Linked DNA regions of Homo sapiens: region 1 is linked to region 2. Evidence: chromatin loops called from intact Hi-C (ENCODE). Cell type or tissue: Calu3. All regions are shown on one strand. Each heading gives the region's core, and the rest is flanking DNA. Links, peaks and the distances in the headings are about the cores only. Region 1 holds the start of FUT9 (fucosyltransferase 9). Region 2 has its middle 150 kb from the start of MANEA-DT.

The links. Hi-C counts contacts between places; a loop is a spot of excess contacts. Peaks named below come from ENCODE experiments on the same cell type or tissue, not always from the same donor. Only the 100,000 strongest peaks of a DNase experiment are listed, where the experiment ranks them.
Region 1: a loop joins it to region 2, with 4 times the contacts of the local background. A loop is called at or near these places in 2 of 110 quality-filtered maps.

The regions. Positions count from the first base shown.
Region 1 is chr6:96,012,477-96,017,862 of GRCh38, reverse strand. FUT9 (fucosyltransferase 9) reads right to left here and starts at 1,889. Exons shown (of 3, transcript NM_006581.4): 1 at 1,651-1,889. LOC107986626 (a long non-coding RNA gene) reads left to right here and starts at 2,430. Exons shown (of 3, transcript XR_001744263.2): 1 at 2,430-2,576. In Calu3, for the core only: no CTCF peak of the experiment used is centred there; DNase peaks (open chromatin) are centred at 1,852, 2,192 and 2,462.
Region 2 is chr6:95,429,610-95,434,995 of GRCh38, reverse strand. No RefSeq gene overlaps it. Among named protein-coding and RNA genes, the nearest start is that of MANEA-DT, 150 kb to the left of the region's middle. In Calu3, for the core only: a CTCF peak has its summit at 3,180; a DNase peak (open chromatin) is centred at 3,175.

The DNA of each region.
Region 1 (5,386 bases), core at 305-5,304, 580 kb before region 2:
TAGCCTGAGACTTGCTCCTTTAAGGTGATGAAGCATACATCTCTCTCCACCAACTGCAAGAGCAAGAATGGCACTTTAATTTATATTCCCCTCAAATTATAGTGATAATAATACCAGGAAATTTATATTGACACACTGCATGCCTCAGTGGGGCACCTTTTAAAGTTCCTAACATTTATTTCTGGATATTCTTATCCGTATTGCTTAGAACACAAGCCCTGTGACCAAGGGTTCCATGGAGTACAATGCCATGTTGAAATGAATGCCTTTTCATCATTTCTCTAAAATATTAAACCATAAATTTTGTGGGGTAGTTTTGTTTTTAAGATTTCAATACATGAGAAATTGAGAGCACAAATTTTATTATTTAAATGACCCCTCCCGATGTTCACTCCATCCCCCTTGCTCATATTCATTCATCGAACACAACTCTTTATTTTCTCGCACTCCAACTAGAAATAATAAAACGGTAAACATGGTTTCAGAAGAAACGACTACTGTTCTAAGAAAACTTCTACAGCAATACCGTCTGGTGCTAAGATACTACACAACTCTGGAAGCACCCAAATAGTGCAGGAGCTTCTTGGTACAATGTTTTCTAATCCTCCTATATCGCTCTTTTAGCCACTACACCTAAAGAAAAATAAGAGCTTTGGCTTATTGCAATTTCAAAGAAGATTTTAAAGGGTAAGTTTGGTGCTACTCTCATCTCCTTCAAGAAAAAGCTTCTTATCCTCAAGAGTTGCTGAGCTTTTGATAGTGTTGTTGCTGAAAGAGATTCACCACCTAGGCAAGTCCTCCGTTCTTAACCTGGAAGTAAGACCAATTCCGCAGGAACAGGTAAAATAGGTGTATTTCCTGTACTCAGCTAAGACGCCTCTCAATGAACAGAACAAACCTAAGCAATGCAAATAGTTCTGCGCTTTAAAACAACAATAACAAAAAGTTTGTTTCCAAAGGGTTTGGTTTTTGTCTTTATTTTTTCACGCTTGATAATACCCTTAACAGCCCAGGTGCTGAGTAACACACAAAGTAACTGTACAGAAACCAGGATCACAGCGTGTCTGTGTCAATTTCCTGAGGTGACTGTCAGAAAATCTGGACAGGCACCATTGTGTAGAGGGAATGAGGTCAGAATTCACTAAGGACCATTCACCCTGGGAAGGAATAGGACGGGACAGTCGGGCTCGAGAGCCAGGCTTTGGGAAAGGAGAGAAGGTGGGTCAGGGAGGACTTTGTGGAGAAGGCTTTGTCAGCGCGAGATCGGGTGAAGGGTGGCAGATAGGGGCGTTTGTGCACTGGCATAAGGTGGGAACGCAGGGACAGTAACAGTAGAGATGACCCTGTTTGGGGTGACCAGAGGGTCGGGGCCATCTACTGCTGCTAGTGTGGGAGCCTGGGGGCTGGAAGGTGAGGCGGGACTGCGAGCTGCAGGCAGCTGTCCCCAAGACGGAGAGGGGTTCAGGTTGCCAGCAGGTGGAGTTGAAATCAAACATCCCCTTGGGGACCACAGAGCAACACCCTCCCTGGACCCTCTGCCTGGAGGACGGGGAATCACAGCAGCTGGTTTGGGGTGCCTCCCAAACCAAAAGATGTTCTCTCCGCGCCAAGCTTTGACGCCCGACCCCCTGCACTCTCCCGCCTACTCACCGGTCCTAGGGGTAAAGCGCCATCCGGGGCGCTCGCGAGGGCTGCGCGGCGCAGGAGGCAGGCAGGGCCAGGCGGCGGTGGCGGCGCTGTCCTAAGAGCGCGACTGGGGCTGGGGGACACCGAGGCAGCGACAGCGGCGGGGGCGCGGGGAGCTGCAGGGGAGAGCAGTGAATCTGGAGCTGCTGCGCCGCGCGCGCTCTCTGCCCATCTCCGGCTTCGCTGAAGCTGCTACAGCTACTGCCGCTGGAGGGGAGGGAGGCGAGGGGGAGGGGAGGAGGCACGCGGTAGGGAGGGACGGAAGAGCAGGAAGGGTGGGGGGTGAGCAAGGGAAGAGGGGGAGATGGTCGCCCAGAGTTGAGGGGGTGGGGAGGGAGGCGCGCAGGAGCCCAGCAGAGGTTCCCACTAAATGAGCTTGGGAGGGGAAATGTAAGATGAGGCGATGGGTCTCTCCCCCGCCCTCCTTCTACCCTACCCTCCTTCCCCCTTCGCGCCCTTTCCTTGGGCTCTTCCTCTCGTGGCTCAGGCTGGGGGTTACCCAAGCTTGGCAGCAGCCGCGGCTTCAGCGCGCTGGTGCGAGTGCTGAGTCCGGGAGGCAGCCTCTACAGCTCTCCCCGCCACCGGCCTGTGGCACCTGTGCGCGCACACTGCCGCCCGCTCCATTGCGGCGGCTCCTGGACCAGGATCCGCAGCCTGTCGCCCTCCTTCTCTCCTCTTTCTGGGCAGATTATGATCCTACATGTGCATCCATGACATCTGTATAGTCCCCCATTGGTGTTTGTTTCCCTGGGCGCTCTTTGGCACTGGCTGTCCCGCCAGAAGGCGCCAGCAGGGAGCTCAATGCCGGCAACCATCGCCTGCCCCTTGGAGCTGTTGCCTGGGCAGGGGTGGCCTTGGTTGTTTACCGCCGGGGTTGACCAGCTAACGAGGTAAAAAAAGAAATTTATACATATATCGTTTTAACCCAATTGCCTCGGACCGTGTTCTCAATGATCTAGGAAGGTTGTAAGTGTGAAGGGCATAGTGACAGCCCATTACCTTCTGTCTTGGCTTCCTTCCTCCCTTTTCTCAACATTCTAAAAACCTAGGGATTGAAAGATCTCTGAATCTCTTTATCACAGAGCTTTTCATTTCCCCCTGCATTTTCCTAGGGTTGGTCCCGCTTTCGTAGTGTGGATTTTCGTTTCCTCTACTTGACTCTAAATCAATCCTGTATATTCGCAAACTACAAAGAGGCGCATGCAAATAGATACTGTACTGAGGGCAGATACACGCGCGAGATCCAGAGGGTGAGTTAACACACATTCAGTAAATATAAAAACAAGTGGAACATTATTAACTGATTTCTGTGAGCCGTAATTTTATTTTATAATTTTCACGTGGTAATTGGGGATAGACAGGGAGCAAGTAGATTATGTGTCTAAAAGATATGACTAGAAAAAAAAGTCTGGTAAAACTCTCCTCAAATAACATAACACATAAAGTGAGCTAATTATTCCCAGACATTCCCAGGAGGGAAAGAGATTCTGATTTTGTTTGGCTGGCTGGTTGTGTTGCTTTAAAAAAAAATGAAGTAATCTTTCAGTTGGTGGATTCGTTTTTTTAAAAGCCTAAAGGATCATAGTCTCTAGAATAAATAAGGTAGGCATTTCATTTTACATAAGTGTGTCTTATATAACAAATGTTCTCATATTTTAAAAAGTGCTCTCTTGACTGTAAATGCAATGTGGAAAAACATTTTCAATGCAATAGGCCATACCTAAATATTGATGAAAAACCTCTAGATTTTCCTGTATACATTCACATGAAGGAAAAAACAATGTTGGAGATAAAGTATTACTTGATGGGCTGGGCGGTATCAACTTGCTAGACTCTGTCCTGTTGAGTATATCTGCTAATGAAAATATTTGGTTCAACATTTACCTAATGACCTGACTGAGAGAACCACCTCCTTATTTAGGGAAAAAATATCTAATTATTCGAATACACCTCCCTTTTAAAAGGCATGTGTTACTGTCTTCAGAGATCCAGAGGTGTACCATGCAAATTCACCCACTGTTATTCTTTCAATAAAGACCATAGAAATAAAAGGTTGGCAAAGACTTACAATTCATTCAGCTCCCTAAGTCTTCTCAGTGGTGCCTATACTACAGAGGTGAACAATAAATTTTGCAAATGCCAGCGGCTACTTGGGCAGAGGATGGTTACCAAGAATTAATTAAATCTCTGTTTTCTCATTTCTGTTTATAATATTTCTCATCCCTTCCTTATTAAAGTAATTTACCTTTGAGAATTTTTACTATTTTCCTCCTGTAATTATGAAACTATAACGCAATAGCTTATAGTCTCATTTTATGGTTCTAAAGTGGCAAAGACAAATACGCAAGCTATAATGCCTTACAGCCAAGCAAAGGAAAGGGGTGATGTTTGGAGTAGAGAAAGCAAGCTTCTAACTCCTCCCTCCAGCTTACATCCCCAGCCGCTTGGCCCACCAGAGACAAGAACAGGATGATAAGCAATGGAATGGCATTGAACTCTCCTGCTGAAGGACTTGCATTTCAATGTAGATTCTGAGGCTGGGTGAAAACTTCTCTGTCACCTTTACTACAGCATTCTCACCCATTTATATTTCTTTCCCCTTCTACATCTCTATTACTGTTGCACTATGTTATGCATTACACCATGGGAAAATTAATCAATTAATACAATAAAAGCTTAATTTTAAAACCCTGACTCTTTGAACTTATTTAATTGAAAACAAATTCTCATGCTGAAATTTTCTAAAATCAGAAAGATTCAAAACCCTGTCTTTGAACTGATACTGCATGAGTGCCAGATATTGGTTAGCAAAGGAAATATCATTGCTCTATTTATTGAACACATATTCAATTAGCACTCCCTGTAGGCAGCAATATGTTAGGCCCCAGGGATATCACAGTTAAGAAAATTGCTAACTGTGCCCTTGTGAGGCTTAAGAGTCCAGTGATACAATAAAAAAAGTTTTATCACTAAGAAAGACGTTCTAGTAATAATGATGATCATGATAAATTTCAAGCTTAAAGAAGAAATATTTAATAATTTAATTATAGGCATTAAAAAGATTAGGAGTAAAGAAAGACAGATTATGAGCCTCTGCTATAACCAGTCCTTATGTGAGCTGCTGAAGAAAAGAGGAGAATGACGGGTTAGTTAAGAGAGTCACATTTGTTGTAGTAACAGAATACAGTGGGTACTTTTTAGGCAAGAGAAAATTTTGGTGAGCCTTAACTTTAAAAAATAAGCATCTGTTTTTATTCAAAGTGAGAAAAATGGAGAATAATAAATGTTTCTGAGGTTGCAGACACTTCTAAAAATTACATATGTACTATATCATACATATGATTAGCACTGCTGAATACATGGACTGAATCTATTATGAAGACAGTGGCAAAAATTAGCAGGTTTCCTTCTTTCTTCCCAAAGAATGTACCAAAGAATCAAAAGGAAAAAAATCACTCACAACTTTTTTTCAGTAAAATCAAAAGACAGGTAATCTGCAGTTTCCAAAATTTGTATGTGAGATCCCAGAACTGCTGAGATCAACCAGAAGTCTCAGAAGTGAAAGAAAGAAGGGCAGAGAGTGGGCCCAATGATACCTAATTTGAGAATACACCAAAAAAAAAAAAAAAAAAAAAAAAAAACTTCTTGAAAGTGAGACTTTCACTCAGAAGAACAAAATCAATTTCCACTGGTTACAACA
Region 2 (5,386 bases), core at 151-5,150:
TTTGTATTCAGATTTCTTTTTTTTTTTTTTTTTGAGACGGAGTTTTGCTCTTGTTGCTCAGGCTGGAGTACAATGGCACGATCTCGGCTCACGGCAATCTCCGCCTCCCGAGTTCAAGCCATTCTCCAGCCTCAGCCTCCTGAGTAACCGGGATTACAGGTGCCCGCTGCCATGCCTGGCTAATTCTTCTATTTTTAGTAGATACGGGGTTTCACCATGTTGGCCAGGCTGGTCTTGAACTCCTGACCTCGTGATCCACCCGTCTTGGCCTCCCAAAGTGCTGGGATTACAGGCTTGAGCCACAGCATCCGGCCCTTTTCAGTACATTTTTTTTTTCTTTATTTTTTTGAGACGGAGTTTCTCTCTTGTTGTCCAGGCTGGAGTGCAATGGCACGATCTCAGCTCACCACAACCTCCGCCCCTCTCCCCCTACCCGGGTTCAAGCAATTCTCCTGCCTCAGCCTCCTGAGTAGCTGGGATTACGGGCGTCCACCACCACGCCCGGCTAATTTTTTGTATTTTTAGTAGAGGTGGGGTTTCACCAGGTTAGCCAGGCTGGTCTCGAACTCCAGACCTCAGGTGATCCACCCGACTCGGCCTCCCCAAGTGCTGGTATTACAGGCGTGAGCCACCGTGCCCAGCCCTTTCAATACATTCTTTATCCATTCTCCTTTTTGTCTTTGTTATTAGATACGTTTCAGCTTCATAAAAGCAGCTCATTCATTAAGGAATGTTGTACATATTAAAAAACACGAGAAGGCTAGAAGCGGTGGCTCACGCCTGTAATCCCAACACTTTGGGAGGCCAAGGCCAGTGGATCACGAGGTTAGAAGATAGAGACCATCCTGGCCAACATGGTGAAACCTCGTCTCTACTAAAAATACAAAAAAAATTAATTGGGCATGGTGGCAGGTGACTGTAGTCCCAGCTACCCGGGAGGCTAAGGCAGGAGAATCGCTTGAACCCTGGAGACTGAGGTTGCAGTGACTGAGATCGCACCACTGCACTACAGCCTGGCGACAGAGCAAGTCTCTGTCAAAAAAAAAAAACAAAAACAAAATACAAAAAGAAACATCAGAAATATAATGGATATAATGGACCCCATGTTGGATTGTTGGATTGGCCAGAAGGGCAGACGTATAGAAACCAGGGTAGGTCAGCTGTGGAAGAAGGAAGGGGTAGTAGGAGGACATGAATTGTTGTAGAATCAGTTCTGGGAGTAAGATGGACTGAAACTAGCAACTTAGATGATTACCATAGATAAGAGTTATAGGTGTAGCTAGATAAAATAGAGAGGAATATTGAGAGGCAGAAAGGCATAGACAGCCGCTATTAAACTGTGTTAAACCAGAAGTGGATTTGAAGAGTGCAAATCACTCAGAAGAGTCTCAAAACGAATACCATATATAACGGGTTTTGAACAGCCCTTGACAATGTCTAAAACCAATTTTGTTGAGGTTATAATTGACATACAAAAACTTGTATATATTTAATATATACAGCTTCTTGAGTTTGGAGATACATATACACCTGTGAAACCATCACTGCAATCTATGCCATGAACCTATCCATCTCTTCCAGAAGTTTTCTTCTATCATCTTTGTTAATTATGATGATGAAGTGATGATGATGATGATGATAAAGAACACTTAACATAAGGTATATCCTCTTAACAAATGTTTGGGTTTTTATTACAGTATTGTTTATTATAGACATTATGCTGTGCAGTAGATATCTAGGACTTACCTTGTGAAATTAAAACTTATAACCCTTGGCAAATACCTTCCCATTTCCCCCTGCCCCCAGCCCCTGGAAACCACCGTTCTAATATTTGCTTCTATGAATTTGACTATTGCAGATTCCTCATATAAATGGGATCACGCAATATTTGTCCTTTGGTGTTTGGTTTATTTCACCTAGCATTTTATTCTCCATGTTCATCTATGTTGTGGCAAATGGCAGTATTTCCTTCCTTTTTTAATGTTCAATGGTTCCTTCCTTTTTAAATATTCAATTGTGTGTATATATCATGTTTTCTGTATCCATTCATTCATCCATCCATGAACATTTAGGCTACTTCTACTTTTTGAATATTATAAATAGTGGTGCAGTGATTGGGAGGGCAGGTATCTCTTTGGGATACTGATTTCAATTCCTTTGGGTGTATACCTAGAAGTGCGATTGCTGGATCATATGGTAATTCTGTTTTTAAATTTCTGTGGAACCTAAGATAACAAGTGCTGGCAAGAATGTGGAGAAAAGGGAAACAAGGGAAACCTTGTACACTGCTGGTGAGAAAGTAAGGTGGTGTAGCCAATATAGAGAACACTCATGCTTAGTAAGCACTAAGTGGTTCGTAAACTCTATTTCTCTCCCTCGCCATATATATATATATATATATATATATATATATATATATATATATATATATATATATATATAAAATATCTTTAAATAAAATAGTAAATAATATTATTTATTATTATAGGGAATAGACTTTCCTCTGAAAGAAATTATTTCTGAATTTGATTAGGGCTCCTTAATTATATCTTAGAGTACAGCAAAGGGCTTTTATATGTTTGAAGACACTTGATTCAATGACATGCTAAGATTTGTCTATGTTATTTATAATGGGTGATACTTTTATTTCCAAAATTTGTTATCAAGTAAAGAACAATTACACAAATATACATCATTGAAAAGCAAATACATTTTGAAAAGTTTTAAACACCCAAGAAAAATTTTAAACAACTTTTTTTCTCCCCATTATTTGATAATATTTTTGATTTAGTATTTTCTACAATTTCTTTATATTGATTACCAAATTTGTTTGCTGATAAGAAGTGACAGGTGTTGTTTAAATCAGGTGCAAAATGTTTAAAGTTTCACATTTATGAAAAAAACATTCAGTTGGGAAAAAGATAAAAACAGAACACATTTACAATATAGAAATATTTGTCGGGTCCTGTTGTGATTTTTTAAAGTCCAATTATGAGGGCACTATGTTGTGTTAACCATTTTAGTATAAGTTAGTTGTATCTAGATGTTTAACCCTCCCTTTCCCCATCTGACACAAACTGTGATGATCACATTATATAGAACAGTCTGTGTTACCACTTCACTACAGGTAGAATTTTATTTAGGATATGATTTTAATTTTCCTGTAGAGTGCTGCCCCACTGTGGACAGATTAGGAATCACTGAAGCCTGACAAGTAATTACTTTTTGCAAATACTGTCTTTATTAAATCTCCCGTACAAATATTCCTTACATGTAATACCTGCATAAAGAAATATCCACCCAATGGTTACAAAAAATGTTGTAAAATTTGATATCTTCTCAGAGAACTACTTAAATATAAATAGGCCTTTTCTGAGTTACAAAATCTAAAAACTTTGCTTCATAAAATGTTTCTAAGGCATCAAACTGGAGTAGTAGAAAGACAAATTAACTTTTAAAGTCATAATCTCTTCTCAAGCCATTAAGCACATTTAATCTGTGCCACTACAAATTTTGGATATTGCCTATTGTTATCACAAACTAATATTTTCACATTCAGTTTTGTTTTTACATTATCTTGATTGATTTTAAGGCAGCCAGTATTGAACCTAAATAGTGAAGATGATGAATTTAGTTAAATTATTATGGCTGATTTCATCAGAGTTCATTGTGTAAAAATTTGACACTAGTGATAGAAATTATGATAATTGAATAAATTACAATGAGGTCATTAATTCATTTTATTTTTAATACATCTATGTGTTTATTCATAGCATCAACATAATTTTCCTCAGATTATAAAAGCATGTGCAACTAGTCTGTCTAAATCACCTCTTCTTTGAAAGTTAAAGCCATATTATAGAATTGTGACTTTTAGTCTTCACAATCTATTCTTCATCCAACATAGCTCTGCAACCTTTAGTTATAGATGTAAAAATTATTTTCCTCTTCACTCACCTTTTATTATTATTATTATTATCTATATTTGTAGGTCACAAAGATCTTATATAGTGTGGCATAGTGAAGGTAAGTTTGGGCAGAAAGTTAGAAAACTAGAACTTGGTCCTATGTGTGCCACCAATTAGGTGTGCATGCTCTTGAATTTCATTTAAAAGTGTGTTGTAATCTTCATCTCTCATCAGAGGATATTAGACTATGTAATTTTCTAGACTCTTTTTCAAATTATCTAAATTAGAAATTGTTTCTCTTGCAGTTTGGGTTCATTTAATTTGATTCAAATCAATTCAACTCACATCCATTCAATTTAGTTGTATTTGAATCAAAGAGTATTTATTACAACTTTCTATAGACACAGTCCTGCTATGAGCGCTGTACAGCCAGGGAACTCCTCTGTGAGGTGGGGGAATGAAAAAAGATTTGTAATGACTGATTTGTGACTTCAAAGTCCTCACTTTTCTCCCATTGATTTTTACTATAATTAGTGAAGTTAACCTCAAGAAATCATAAAGTCAGAAAAAGTCATCTTTGGCATGTCTTCTTTCTTCTAACTAGGTTCTCAAATAGATAAGTGTGTCCTCATTTTGAACCCAGGCCTCCCAGCACCTTTTTTTTTTTCTAAGCAAAGCTCTGTGCTGTTCTAATACGTGTCTTTCTTCACCTTCTCTCTGTTACACCAGCCACATTCTTTCATTTTCTTTGTGTCTCAGCTAACTTTGTTGTTGGGTGTGACACTAATAAAATTCTAAATCAGAAATACATAATAAATCACCAACTTACTGAAGACTTTCTCCCACACTCTTTGTCCTAATAAATGTTCCATCTCTGGTAACTGCAATGACTCGCTCATTGCCTGCACTGTACTTTTTTTCGTGGTTCACAAAGAAGCCAAGAGGGCAGAGAATGGCATACGCTAAACTCATATACTTCAACTCTAAGTCTTGCGTTTGCTTCCATTCTAGTTTCTTTTAATGAGTTAATTTGTTCCTTACTTTTCAGTAATCCTGCTTTCACAAAGATGCTGCCTTCAAGATACTCTCTTACAGTAACTAATACACACTTCTCTCATAAAAATATTCTGCGGAAAATAAGCAGCAAACAAATAAAAAATTCTAAAATAAACTTAATGCATTCTGTTTTCTTCCTCCTCAGCTCAACAAGACTGCAGCTCACTGCTTGAGTTCCACCTTCCTAAACCAGGGTGGAAAATGTTCCTAAGAAGGTGGCCAGGGTGAGAGTGCTGCTCACTTCATTTGTTTCCTTAAGTTCAAGGATCAGAGTCTGGGTATTTTTTTGTCCAATAACTGAACAAAAAGGTTTTTTATGTTCACATATTTGGTTCAGTTTTAAAATTGTTTACAGTGGAAAAGCAAGTGTCTTCAGTCATTTTCCCTCATGAATGGAAATCCATAGTATTTACATGACAGTT